2 separate regions of the Homo sapiens genome follow, and region 1 is linked to region 2. Evidence: chromatin contacts called from ENCODE Hi-C data. All regions are on one chromosome and are shown on one strand. Each heading gives the region's core, a stretch centred on a gene start or an enhancer-like site at or near the end of the contact. The rest is flanking DNA. Distances are from core to core; before and after follow the strand shown.

The links. A loop is a pair of places that touch in the nucleus more often than their neighbours do. Pooled maps may share reads with other maps.
Region 1: a loop to region 2 is called in a map of PC-3, with 8 times the contacts of the local background. The contact joins two enhancer-like sites. A Hi-C loop is called at or near these places in 9 of 168 maps with a recorded cell type or tissue (B cell, CD8-positive, alpha-beta T cell, GM12878 and 6 more) and 2 of 50 pooled maps.

What each region holds. Positions count from the first base shown.
Region 1 is chr9:23,619,016-23,625,505 of GRCh38, forward strand. The region is part of intron 9 of LOC101929563 (a long non-coding RNA gene); the gene reads right to left. Among named protein-coding and RNA genes, the nearest start is that of ELAVL2, 200 kb to the right of the region's middle. Within about 2 kb of position 2,661, at least 3 of the 41 ENCODE cell types and tissues checked have a DNase peak (open chromatin) inside an H3K27ac peak, as active enhancers do; they include PC-3, where a contact is called at or near this core.
Region 2 is chr9:23,580,295-23,586,752 of GRCh38, forward strand. The region is part of intron 11 of LOC101929563 (a long non-coding RNA gene); the gene reads right to left. Among named protein-coding and RNA genes, the nearest start is that of ELAVL2, 240 kb to the right of the region's middle. Within about 2 kb of position 2,682, at least 3 of the 41 ENCODE cell types and tissues checked have a DNase peak (open chromatin) inside an H3K27ac peak, as active enhancers do; they include PC-3, where a contact is called at or near this core.

The DNA of each region.
Region 1 (6,490 bases), core at 1,411-3,910, 39 kb after region 2:
ATTTGCATGTGCTCTTCCCTCTCCGTAGAACACTCCTTCCCAGCCTTGAGATCTCATTTCAGTAGCACCTCCTCAAAGAGGCCTTCTCTTGTCCACCCAATCTAAAATAGCATCAACTGAAATGTTCACATTCTTTCACTTGATTATTGCTTGTCTTCACAACTAGAGTGCAAGTTCCATGAAAGCAAGACTGCCAAGGCCTTGTTACTTGTATAGTCCAGAACTATGGGTACCACTAGACCATTTATTCACACCTGGCCATTTCATCCTATGACAGATAAGGAGAAAATGGACCAGAGGAGAACACACATGGGATGGTTAGGAGACTCCACACCACAGTCTATGAAGAAGAAGCTACTGTCTGGTCCACCTAAAAACCTGAATGAGAATAGAAAAAACTTGGAAACCATGTGCTTTGGGAGAAAACTGCAGGGCCTGGGATATTCAGCCCCAGTAAAAAGTACTCTCAGATGGTGCATCCTCTTTTCATATGTCTGGAGGTATCATGTGGAAGGAGGACTGGAACTGCTCTGGATGACACACCAGGTGAAAGACCACAAGGTAGAAGACAAGTGAGAAAGTAAGATTTCAGCTCCACATGAGGAAGAACAGTAACAGGCAAAGTGACAGTCGAAAGTTCACAAGGGCATTTCAGAAGGTTCCAGGTTCCCATCAGCAGAACTGTTTAAGCAGAAGCTGGCTAACCAATCCAATAGGGTTGAAAAGCTCAAGCCTTAGGTTACAGAGCAGACAAAATAACTAACATTTGTATGTCACTAACTGCATGCCGGGAGCAATCTTCGAGGTGCACGACAAATATGAACTCATTTAATCCTTACAACAACCTGAGAAGGCAGGTGCTTCTGTCATCATTTTACAGCACAGACTAAGACACAGAAGTCAAATAACCTGACCGAGTTCACCTTGCCAGGAAATGGCAGAGCCAGCTTTTTAAATGACCTTTAATGTGTCCTCTAAATTTCACAGTAATTTTTTTATGCCTCCACTAGCAATGAGTTGCTATCCTATTTTTATCATCTCCAGGGAAAAAGCTTTCCAAAATGTCCAAGTGTGACTGTCCAGCACCATGGGGGCTCAGAGTGTAGGTGGCACATAACACTGTACTTCAGTACTTGCATAGAACAGTCATTCTGAAAAGCTGTGCTGAATGAGGGACACAGCCCTTGGTGTAGCACATATTTCTTTATTTTTATTGTCTATATCCCCATAACCTTCAGATCCACAAGGAAAAGGATTTTTTCTGTTATCGTTGACTGCTATGTTCCCAAGTGTTAAATAAATATTTGTTGAAAATAGAAAAGAAAGGAAAGAAGAGAAGGAGGAACAAAGTCGGTATCTTCAAGGATTCTCCACCTTGGACTCGGCACATTAGCTTCTATGCGGGCCTTTTCATTTGAACGTATCAAGAGAAAAACCACTAGGAGCCCAGATCTCAGACAAACTAAACATGTAGCTTTTGTGGTTTTCAAGAGAATCCATTGCAAACAGTTTGGTTTCTAGGTTAAAAGAAAAACAAAAACAAGCATTTTTCAAGCAAGGTAGCTGAAGCACAGATAAAAGTTTAGAGTACATCTCTGGGTTGCTGTCAAAATCCCTTTCTGATTAAATGTAATAAAAGAGAGTCAATACTAAAATGTTAATAAAATGATGTTTTTCCCCTAGTCGCTAGCATCTAATAAAGGTGTTTTGATCCTATTTATGAAATAAATTATATTACTTAGTACCCAAAGGTGTGATTTTGTCTGTGGGAGGTAATCATATTCTAATTTAATGACAGAGAGGAAAAATCATGCATGACTAAAATAGCTGTAACACAGGCTATCCAGCTTTAAGAAGACTTACATCTTGAAAGGGGCTACAGACATGCCAATGCTTGTTAAAGTATTAAAATTAACATGTTTAAATTTTTTCATTTACTATATATTCAGTGTGCCTTCTTCCAGATCCCATAAGCCCACACTATCTTTCTCATGCATATTTAATCTTTTTTTCCCTGGGAAGTCAACTCCACAACCACCCCTCCAGAAAAAGAACTGTAAACAAGGCTGAAGGGAAAAGTGAGACAGGGAGATGAGGCGAGAGCAATGCAAAAGGACAGATGGCTAAGAAAAGCAGAGCATCCTAGAGTCACCCTCAAAGGAAGAGAGAGACAATTAGAACCAGAAGGGAGCAGATTCATTTCGGAGGCATTTAAGGCTCTAATATCTTCCCCAAGCGGAGAAATGGGTTCTATTTTGAGGCAAAGGGGAGGCTTATGAATACTTTATAATGTTTGCATTAGACAGCCTATGTCAGCATGAATAGATTGCATCCTTTGGGTGAGTAAGCCACTCCCTGGTCAGTGGTTAGAAATTTTAAATGTCTTTCCTGAAGCAAACTTCCTGGGAGCAGTTGAGTCACCAACTAAGGTGATTTAGAGGCAGACAGAAAACCTTTAATGGAGGAATAATGAACTACTCTGCATGCATCCATTAGGCCCCAAGAGTATAGGAGGCCTCCCAACAGGGTTCAGCAGAAAACCATTAGTGCAGCCACATTTTGAACTGTATGAAGACAACTGGGGAAGAACCTAAAGCGTAAACTCTCTCTTCAGCCACACCAACATCATTTTCTACCTTAAGCTGGGATGGCATGACTGGTATGTGATTTCGTAAGAAAAAAGGGGTCAGTATGATTTATTAAAATTCTAATCATTCAATCAAAATTTCTGGTGAGAATTCCCTTGTCTAATACTTGGGCAACCATAACTAAGGCCATCCTGCTGTCCAAGCACATTTTTGTTTCAAGTGAGTAAGGCAAGTGCTGTGCCTGAGTTATATAGGAAATACATGCTTTCCTATAAGATTGCTAAGGGCTAACTAAATTCTAGGCCTAATTAATTTCATTAAAATGACACTTGGTTTGAAAAATATTTTAGTTTCACTTCTCTCAGAAGTAGATCAAGAGGTGGATATTAGAATGCAAGTGGGAGGTGATTTGGGGCAACTCCTGCAAAAACATGAGACAGGAAAAAGGAAGTGAGCTAATAAAAGGTTCATTGTCAATAAATTACCACAATGGGCAAGTGGCGCTTAATCTCACTGGGGAATTCTAGGAAGCAGCATGGAAAATGTGCCTCAAAACTTAACCCGCCTGAGAGAGGAAGTATAGTCATATACCAGCTCCCCATTATGGGATGCTGGGGGTGGGAAAAAGGCCTTAATTGTCCAGCACTTTCCAACCTGCTGCCTGCCTGAGGGTGGAAGAGTGGGTGGTGGTTGAGGGAGAAAGCCGAGTGGGTTTCAGCAGCCACGGAAAGCACGTAAGGAGAAAGAAGCTGGTGCTTGCACCAGAGGTCAAGCCCAGTGTGCACTGAAATGGCAGGGGTCTAGGGCAGCAAGAGCAACTGCTGCTGCAGGAAGAAAAGTCAAAAAGGAAGCAAGCGCCAGTGGACTATAGCGAACTAGAAAACATGGGCTTTCAGTGTCGCTTGTAGATACTAACATTCGTTACAGGCTTCAATCCAACCAAAAAAAGTTACTCATATACCCCCAGCAGCTGCAGCCACACAACCACTACCACCACCCAGTGCCCAGAATGCTTAGGTGGAAGACAAAGCTGGATTGCTCTGCTTAATAAGGGGTGTGGAACTTAAAGTGCCCTAAGAGAATCAAGGAAAGAGGACAGATGCCTAGGAGCCTGGGTACTGTGTGAAAGTTGAGGAAGAAAAAAAAAAAATCACCACCCCTACTCTCCATTCTGCTCTAGGAAGAATAGCTATGTAGAAAAGACTGGAGAAAAGAAATCTGTAACAGACGATTTTTCATAGTTTCTTGTTTCTTAATGTGAGACACACATATGCACATACAATAAACTTCCTCTCCCCTCTATTCTTAAAAACCTTCAGTGCAAACTACATTATCCACTAACACTTTGGTAGGAGGTGATTCTAGAGTCACTCCGAAGGTTGCCATGCCCTACATCTGAGGTGGGCATTGACAAGGGGACAGTGCACTTCCTAGCTATATCCCTGTTCAGAGCACTTTCTAACATACCAGAGCTCCACAACAAGTCACTCGTTCGCTGATTCAGTCTCAGATGTACATTTTGGTGTTTCCCCCACCGAGATCCCCCATTAGATGTTTTAAAAATTGAGACCAACATGAAACTCTGACTTCTGGGGTAAAAACTCCCAGCAGTTTTAATATATTGGGATAACCACATAGCTCTTATCAGTTAAAGAGTATGTATTAAGATTGCCACAATCCCCACCACTCTTTTTGTTTCCCATACATTACACTTGCACTGATTTTTCCCAGGAAATCCTAGCAAAAACGTGTCTAGCAAACATGGAAAAAGGAAAACTACTGCTAGCCAGAGCACTGCATGATTCTAGAACAAAAGAGAATGTATACTTCTCTGTGGAAATGAAGAACAATCCTAAGTCTAATACAAAAAGTGTGTGTTGTGTTTGAAGTTTCTGGAGTCCTTGAGACTGACCTTTATGCTCAGAAAAGATTACTCTGATGGCACTTTGGTTTTAAATATTAATATTTGATTTTTCAGGTTATAAATTTAAAAGTCTAAAATAAATAAATTTAAAAGCCTACTTTTTCCTTCAGCTTACAAATATAATTCTGTTTATAATCTAGGAAAGTTTAGCAACTGCTTTTAAGGGTACTTAGAGGAATATTTAGCACCATTTATAAATAGTTAACTAAACCTCTTCAAACATTTTTAAATTCATTTATAAATTTAATATATTTGATTTCCTTTAAGTACTTCAATTGTCTGACTTTAAACCTTCCTGGGTAATTAAATAAATCTCTGAAATCTAATGAATTAAATTTATAAATATGGTGAATCAAATTCATTTAAATATTCCAGCACTGTAGATCAATTTAGTAATATTTCAACCTAAAACCATAAGCCTAAGTCAATTACGCAATTATGCATTTTATATTGGAATTATAAGGCTGGTCTGTTTAACAGAACAAATTCTCTTAAGCATTACAAAAACTTAAATACCAAATAAACACGGATTCCTTTTTTACACAAAAGCATGTTGTGTTAGTTTTGATTCTCTCAAATACTGCTATATTTAAAGCTTTACTCTTTTAACTCCCTAGTTGAAAGAGATGATGACTTCTTTTCCAACTAATGAACACCACTGTTGATTTTGACCAAGTCATTAGAGTCTTCGCAAAATTGATGGGAGATCATGAGCCCTATTTATAGACTATGTGACGGACTTCAAACTAAAGTTGGTGGTCATGTAACTTAGTTCCTAAGATTTGAGTCACATTGTAACCAAACTGCAAATGAGATTAGAGTTTCTAACTGTCACTCAGGTAGCTATACCACTTGGCTGGATTCTATAGTTCTTCCGCTCCTAAAATATATAAATATCTCCCCTTTTAAATCTAAAGACCTGTGATATAATGGCAGAATACTCATTCTTTTTCTGTATTTCCCAACTCTGCCCCACCCTATAATGTCTGTTATGGACATTAAAATGATATTTTCCAAATGGATTCCTGACATTTCAAACAGATTTTGTCTATTTGGTCACGATGTCCAAGACAGTTCTACTGACAGTGCTATATGGAAAGACCACACCAAGTCCCCTCTACTTATCAGTTCCTGGTAGGTATCTGCTATGATCACCTGTGAGATACACCATACTATGAGTTTGGAAATCCAAAGGCTGTTAATGTATGGATTTCAGGCAAACTGTATAAGCACTCAAGTTAAAAATGAAAGGGGATGCAGGGATGTATTGTTTAATGATTCTTAACTTTTTGGAGGTCACCGACACTTTACAGAATCTGATAAATGTTATGAACCTTCTGCACAAAAACACACAAACCCTGTAGTTTATAATTTCCAGGATTTTGTGTTTCCCCTGACATTCACCAACAGATACCACGTTACAAGAAACAACACAAAACCTTGGACTAGATGGATCTCTAAGGTCCTTTTCCCAACATGGTCCTGAAAACACAATCCATCAAAGTGACGCATTACAGAGGAGGTATCAGAAATTTGTTTTGGAGGATTGGTTTTCACAACGACTAATATAGAGAGCTCATCATAATCAAAGCAGAATAAAGTTCAATGGAAATTAAACAGACTAAATTTTCTTTCTTTTCCAAAATTTTCTGTAGTCTGTCCTAATTTTCATTGACATGTATGGCAGAAGTAGGGTAGAGTGAAAAAGTAACCTAGAAGGTTAGAAAAGATAATTTTATTCAGCTTGGAGAAATAACAGTGAAGAAAATCTTTATGATGGGTATTCCAAGTATGTAAAGGGCTTTTATACAATGCAAGATAATAAGCTTATTCTCCATCATTACTAAAGATAAAATATAATTTCAAGATAATAGAACATTTTGGGGTTTTGTTTGGTTGGTTTTTGGATGAGTTACTTAAGATAAAAATGGAAACAACTTATCTGGAAATCACAACCTCCAGTGTTCCTCATTTGTCT
Region 2 (6,458 bases), core at 1,432-3,931:
ACAATCAAGAAAAGAACATACATTCCATGCAAACTTCCATAGGTATGACCACTCACTGACAGCTGCTACGGATAATAGTGACTTGGTGAGTTGGAAGTTGTGGCTGGTTCAACAGCAAGGCTAATCAAGTAACTTGAGAATGCGTGTATCTTGAGTGATGCACTCAACTACATACTATGTCTGGGTCTCTTGTCCTTAAAAGGGGACCTAATACAGGATAGAAACAAACAAATTTGATTTGTCAAAGCTAGATGAATTATGAATGTCTTCCTTTGGTTTTAATGCAGTCCAATATTTTAAAAAATATTTTATGGAATTTGTAGAGGTGGAATTGGAAGAGACTCTATTTAGACTATACTCTTCATCATATCATGCAGCCTCTGCTTAAAATTTCCAGCAACAAGGTCTCTACTCTGTAAAGTAGCCAATTCAACATTTAAATTTCTCTAATGATCAGAAAAGTCTTTCATAATTTGAACTGGATTTTACTTCTCAGTGTTATGCATCTACTGTTTCTAACACTGATTTTTAGAGTGAGCAGAATAAGTTTGTGTCTCCTTGCATATGACAGCCCTTTAAATAAATCAACAAAGTTGAGATCCCTGTTCTTGTAGAGAAACAATTTGGGCCTTGAACTCTTCCTTAGTTGGCGCAACTTCCGTAGTCCCTTTGTCCACCCCTCATTCCAGATAGTTGCCCTTCTCTGGTTACTCTGAAGTAGTGAATGTTACTTATTTTATAGCTCTTGCAATAACACAATAACACAATATGCCTATAACCAACCGCCAAGGGTGATTGTAGATGTCTACAACTACCCTTGGTGTCGACACTCACCATTTCGATTTTGGTCCACGTCTCTGGGCCTAAGAAGATTATTTGACATCCTTACTCATCAAATATGCAAGTTCTCCCCCTGAACGTATTTGCCAAACAAGCCCTCCATGATGTCATCCAAATCGTTAGAATAAAAAAATTCAACAAGGCAGAGACAATATGCTAAAAGAGCTTTCCTTTCTGGTTATCAAGCCATTTATAAATATTGGGGTGAAACTGTTGTTCAATTGTCTGTTAAAGTACCACAAAAGATAACTCTCCATATTTTTCCATTTCATGCAGAGTTCTCAGGATTTTCCTTTCTGTCTCTCCACCAGGTAATTTAGAGCCTCCATAAATGATTTATTTGCCATGCTCTCCACCACATTTTAAACAGTACACCACAGATGTCTGGCACTCCTTTAAAACTCAGGTGGAAAAATGAGGGTGGGTGTTAACATTTATGTAATTTATGTACAGTTACTAAATAAACACTGCACTAGGAGATTTATATACATTATTTCCTTCGGTCCTCCTAACCACTTTTTAAGGTCTTACAATACCCCCCAGCTTTTTAAAGAGAGATTACTAAAAAGTTTACTGTAGTTCAGAAACTTGCTTTAGAACTATGTTATTTTTCTGGACACCAAATACACGTTGTTTTCCAAACAAATTCTCTAAATCTTTGACATCAACTGGGTGTCCGACAATTTAATTCAATTCCAACAACTATTGAGAAATAAAAACAAAATCCTAAGACCCAAGGAGACACCAGAGAAATCTTAAAAACTGAGTTCCTGGCCATGACAGGACAAGTGGTGAGACATGCCTCAGTATGCTCCTTTCTTATTAACCTTTAACCAGAATTCTTTCCTAAGGAGTAAACAGAAACCAGCTTTGGAAAAGAAGAAACAGACAACTCATTTCATTAATCACCTTTAACCAACCATCTGAGGCCATGTCTGCACTTCCCCTCCCTCTTTGCTGTTTCTACATGACAACTCACCAGTTTCACAATGCATCCTTCCTGAAAACTAACCACCCTCTCCAGGCTGGTTTTGGCCAACTCATGGAGGATGCACAGTGAGGGTTCTCGTGTCCCTCTGCTTCACCTTTTGACATCAGCGAGCTCAAAACTCCACCCTTGGACCATGCTAACAACACCCTTTATTTTCGAACATGTGACTCATGAAGAGCCATGAAGCTCAGTTGTGCATGCATATGTTTCTCCTTTCAAATATTCCTTATATAGCTATTAAATATGTATACTTAGCCAACCTGTTCAGCATAAATTCCTGTATTATGCTTCCTTCCCTCAAAGTGCTTGCTCTCGGTGGCCAAAGGCCATGGTTCCTAGCCTGTGGAATGGCCAGTTTATTTCTCTTTTATGAGAAATAGTTTTCCTGTCCAAATTTATGAAACTCATCATTCTTCAGATGTCAATACCCAGAGTTGACACAGATCGTACAGCTCAAGGGCTCAATCCCACAAGACTTCTCCCACTTCAGATGCCAACTGCAAGTGGGGTGCTCAGGCTACCCACACTTCTGCCCAGCTGACTACAAATTCAGGGGTTCCCACGACCCTCTCCTCAAGTTTATAATTCCTTAGAAAAACTCATAGATCTCAGGAAAACACTACACTTAAAGGATAGCCAAATGGAAGAGACACTAGAACAAGATATGGAAGGGGTAGAGGGGTAGTCCAGAGCTTCCATGCCCTCTCCAGGTGCACCACCTTCCTAGAATATCAACATGTTCACCAATTAAGAAGCTCACCAAACACTGTCGCTTAGGAGTTTTTATGAAGGCTTCGCTATATAGGCACGGTTGACTAAATCATTGGTCACTGGTGACTAAATTCAATCTCCAGCCCCTCTTTCCTCTCTGGAAATCAAGGGGTGGGGCTGACAGTTCTAACATTCTAGTCACATGACTCTCTAAAGCCTCTGCCCATGGTTTAGTCATCTCATTAGTACACAAAAGACAGTGAAGTCCAAGGGTTTTAGAAATCTGTGCCAGGAACCAGGGGCAAAGACCAAGTTTATATTTTTTATTACACCACAAGATCCCATGGTTAGTAATGGTAGAGCTGTATTTCTAACTCAGGTCGGCTTATGGTTGAATTTCATATTCTCCTCTTATGACAGATTTCCTACTGATGAATCAAATTTTATAGAACGAAAGCTATATTAGTACAAGATATTTTGAGATGCGCTCCAAGTAGAAATATCCTGTGTCAAAGTCACATCAATCTGAAAACTGGTAATCAAGAAAATTAGTCTTGAGAAATGTGTTTTCCTTATTCTGAATAATCATGATCAGCTCTTTAATTGTTATATTTACCCTTCATACGCTAAAGCAAGTCAAATAGGTAAGACCTTCGTTCTCCATCACTTACGTATTACTAACTGTAGGTTAAGGATCCAACTAATATTTTACAGTAACTTTCACACTTATCCTTTGCCCACTGATTCACTCACATACTCTCACGCTCAGGGGTTTATGTAACTATACTCATCTAGAAAGCAAAAAGAAATAGGTTTATCACACACAGAAAGAATTTTAAAACAATGAATAATGTTGTAGGAAAACAGAGGATTATAGCTTGAGTGACTTGTGTACCAAACAGTACAGCATGCTCTGTGTGGGTCTGTTCCTGTCACCTGCAAAACTGTGTGGAAAATATTCTTGGAACAGAAAGTAGAGCCTTTTTGTGTCATCCTACTCCATTTTTTAACAGCTTAATAGAAATGACTGAACATATAATTCATTTGAGTAACAAAAATTAGTTATAAATTTCCATTTCAGGCTGGGCGTGGTGGCTTACACTTGTAATCCGAGCACTTTGGAAGTCTGAGGCAGGTGGATCACCTGAGGTCAGGAGTTCAGGACCAGCCTGGCCAACATGGTGAAACCCCATCTCCACTAAAGATACAAAAAAAAAAAAAAATTAGCTGGGCATGGTGGCGGGCACCTGTAATCCCAGCTACTTGGGAGGCTGATGCAGGAGAATCGCTTGAACCCAGGAGGCAGAGGTTGCAGTCGGCCGGGATTGCACCACTGCACTCTAGCCTGGGCAACAAGAGCGAAACTCCATCTCCAAAAAAAAAAAAAAAAAAAAAAAATTAATTTCAAAATTTTCAGCAACAAAAGAATCTATACCATTTATTGAGCTCCTTTGATGCCAATTGCTAATAACATTAGGCACCTTTAAAATATCTAATCCTTGCAACCAGCTCCACAACACAGATGTCATATCCCCATTTTACACAAAACTAAACTGAGACTCAAAGGTTGAGAGGCAAACCATGTGGAACATACATTGTTCTTATGACATCTTGCTATACTAAACTCTCCATCCTCATATCCCTGAGAAGTCTTCAAGAACCATGCAGATATATTTTCTTAAAAAGATGATAGGGAAAGAAGGGAAAGCAAGGGAAAATTTTTTAAAAAGGGAAAAGGGAAGAAAAGGAAGGGAAGGGAATGGAGGGTAAGGCCAGATGACACAAAGCAAAACAACACAACTACTCTACACCAGAGCATCTGGAGAAACAATAGCTAAAATTCTGTATGTTTCTCACCACAAGCCAGAGATTATATTGACATCGTGTCACCACTCCAATGTGTTTCCAAATATCTTGGTCATTCAGTCAATATATTCAATGAGAACTTCTCTGCACTCAGAATGTTGTAATAGGTGCTGTGGGGAAAATACACACGCAATAAAAGATAAGTTGCCACCCTTATGGCACTCACAATTGAGCTAGGTCAAGAATATAAATTCATGAAATAGCAGGAGACTTTCATGGTAACACCTTAAGGACAGATATCTCTAGCACCAGCTATGAAGCCAGAAAGTGGAAGTGCACGAGTTGGGCAGGCTCTTCCATAAGCCAGACTTCTCAATCTGGATTTGAAAAGAACCAAAGAATAGGACGTGACTTTGCCACCAAGAATTAAAACTGAAGGTTCTTTATTGTGCATGCTGCGTGTCAACAGACAGCCCATGGTAGACTCTACTTCAAGACCATTATGAGAAATAAGCAGTTCCTCCTCTGGACTCTCAGCAAGGTAGTTGATCTTGGTCCCAAACACTTTACCCTACCAGGATGCACACTTCAAACCTTGAAACTCTTGGTGATAATGAAACAAACTAAGATTCTAAGCCTGTTCCTCTGCAAATAGTTCTTTGTCAAGATTCTATGCCAAACAGTGGAATAGTGTCTACTTCTGTTTTAGTAACACAGTAACAGGCACCTGGGCAAAAATGATCACGAAAATAAAGTCACACTCCATCATCATAAGTGATTTATGGATATTCCATTTTCTGAGGCTGCCGTGTCTATTTCTAAAACCAAGGTGCCAGACAGGACGAAGATACTCGAACAACAAATGGCTGAACTGAAGCCTTCACATAAGCCTCAAGAATTTGGCAAGGTTTATGTTGATATTTAAAACCCCAATATCAGAACAGTTGTATAAAGACATAAAAGGACATGTTTTTGTTCAGGTGTCTGTGACTGATGGAGTGATTTCAGTGATTTTGAGACAGTGTTTTGAAAAGCACATCCTGACACACATCTTGAGGAGGATTAGCAATCCCCTGTATTTCTTGATGTCCCACACAGGCACAGTATACAGTTCTCACTGACTGGATGACTGGGTGCTATATTCCAATACTCCCTTAGAGAAGGTGTCCAAAAAGTGACACAATGTAAACTTTGTGTTTACATATTTCCATATAAGTCCATTTTAAAATTTCAATGATTTTTTTCTGAACGAGCATCTGTAGGTCCACGTAGTTCCATAAAAGGAGAGATTTCTGTTTCCTAATACTCTGTGCTAAATCCCTGTTGGCTCCATGTATACTTAAATAATCTGGAGTTTATTCATTATAAAAGACTTAGCTCACTGGCTCACTGAATACACTGATTTTCATCCAACAAACATTTACTGAGGAACTACTTTATTATAGGCCTTGTATCCAGTGTTTGGAGAGATAGAAAAGGACCTGGTTCCCACCCCACTCTTAGGTCACTCAGTCTAAAGGGCTGTCAGACCACTAGGCAATTACAGTGCAGTGTGAAGAGGGCTAAAGAAGTGCAAGGTGATGTGCAGCCATATGGGCGGGAGGGGTAGAAGGGAGAGCCAGCAGACCAGCCTGAATTGTACCTTTCTAAATTTACCTTTCTTGTGGTAAATCCACACTTCAGCCATGTCAGGAACGATGGCACCTTTTTAGGTAGTGAGTACTTGAATCAATGTGATCAAATGCTTCTACTCCTAAGAAGTGACAATTGAGTAAACCATATTCTTTCTTATATTTTTAACTGATAAAAATAATGATATATACTATGACTTTAATAGAACTTTGAATTTATTTACTGGAGTCACCTTGGTCAGGTGACCTAGCCTCTCTAAACTTCAATTTCCTCATCTGTAAAATAAGAATAACACCTATCTCATAGGTTTGTTTTGAGGGTCAGTGTAGAATAATGCACATAAAGCATTTACAACAGTGTCTAGCACAAAGAAAGTGCTCATTAAATAGCTGAAGTTTTAAATTATGAATGCCATTCGTGAATCTCTCTTCTTGCCTTCCCTCCTGGGACATGACAATTTCCTATTCAGCTCAACATC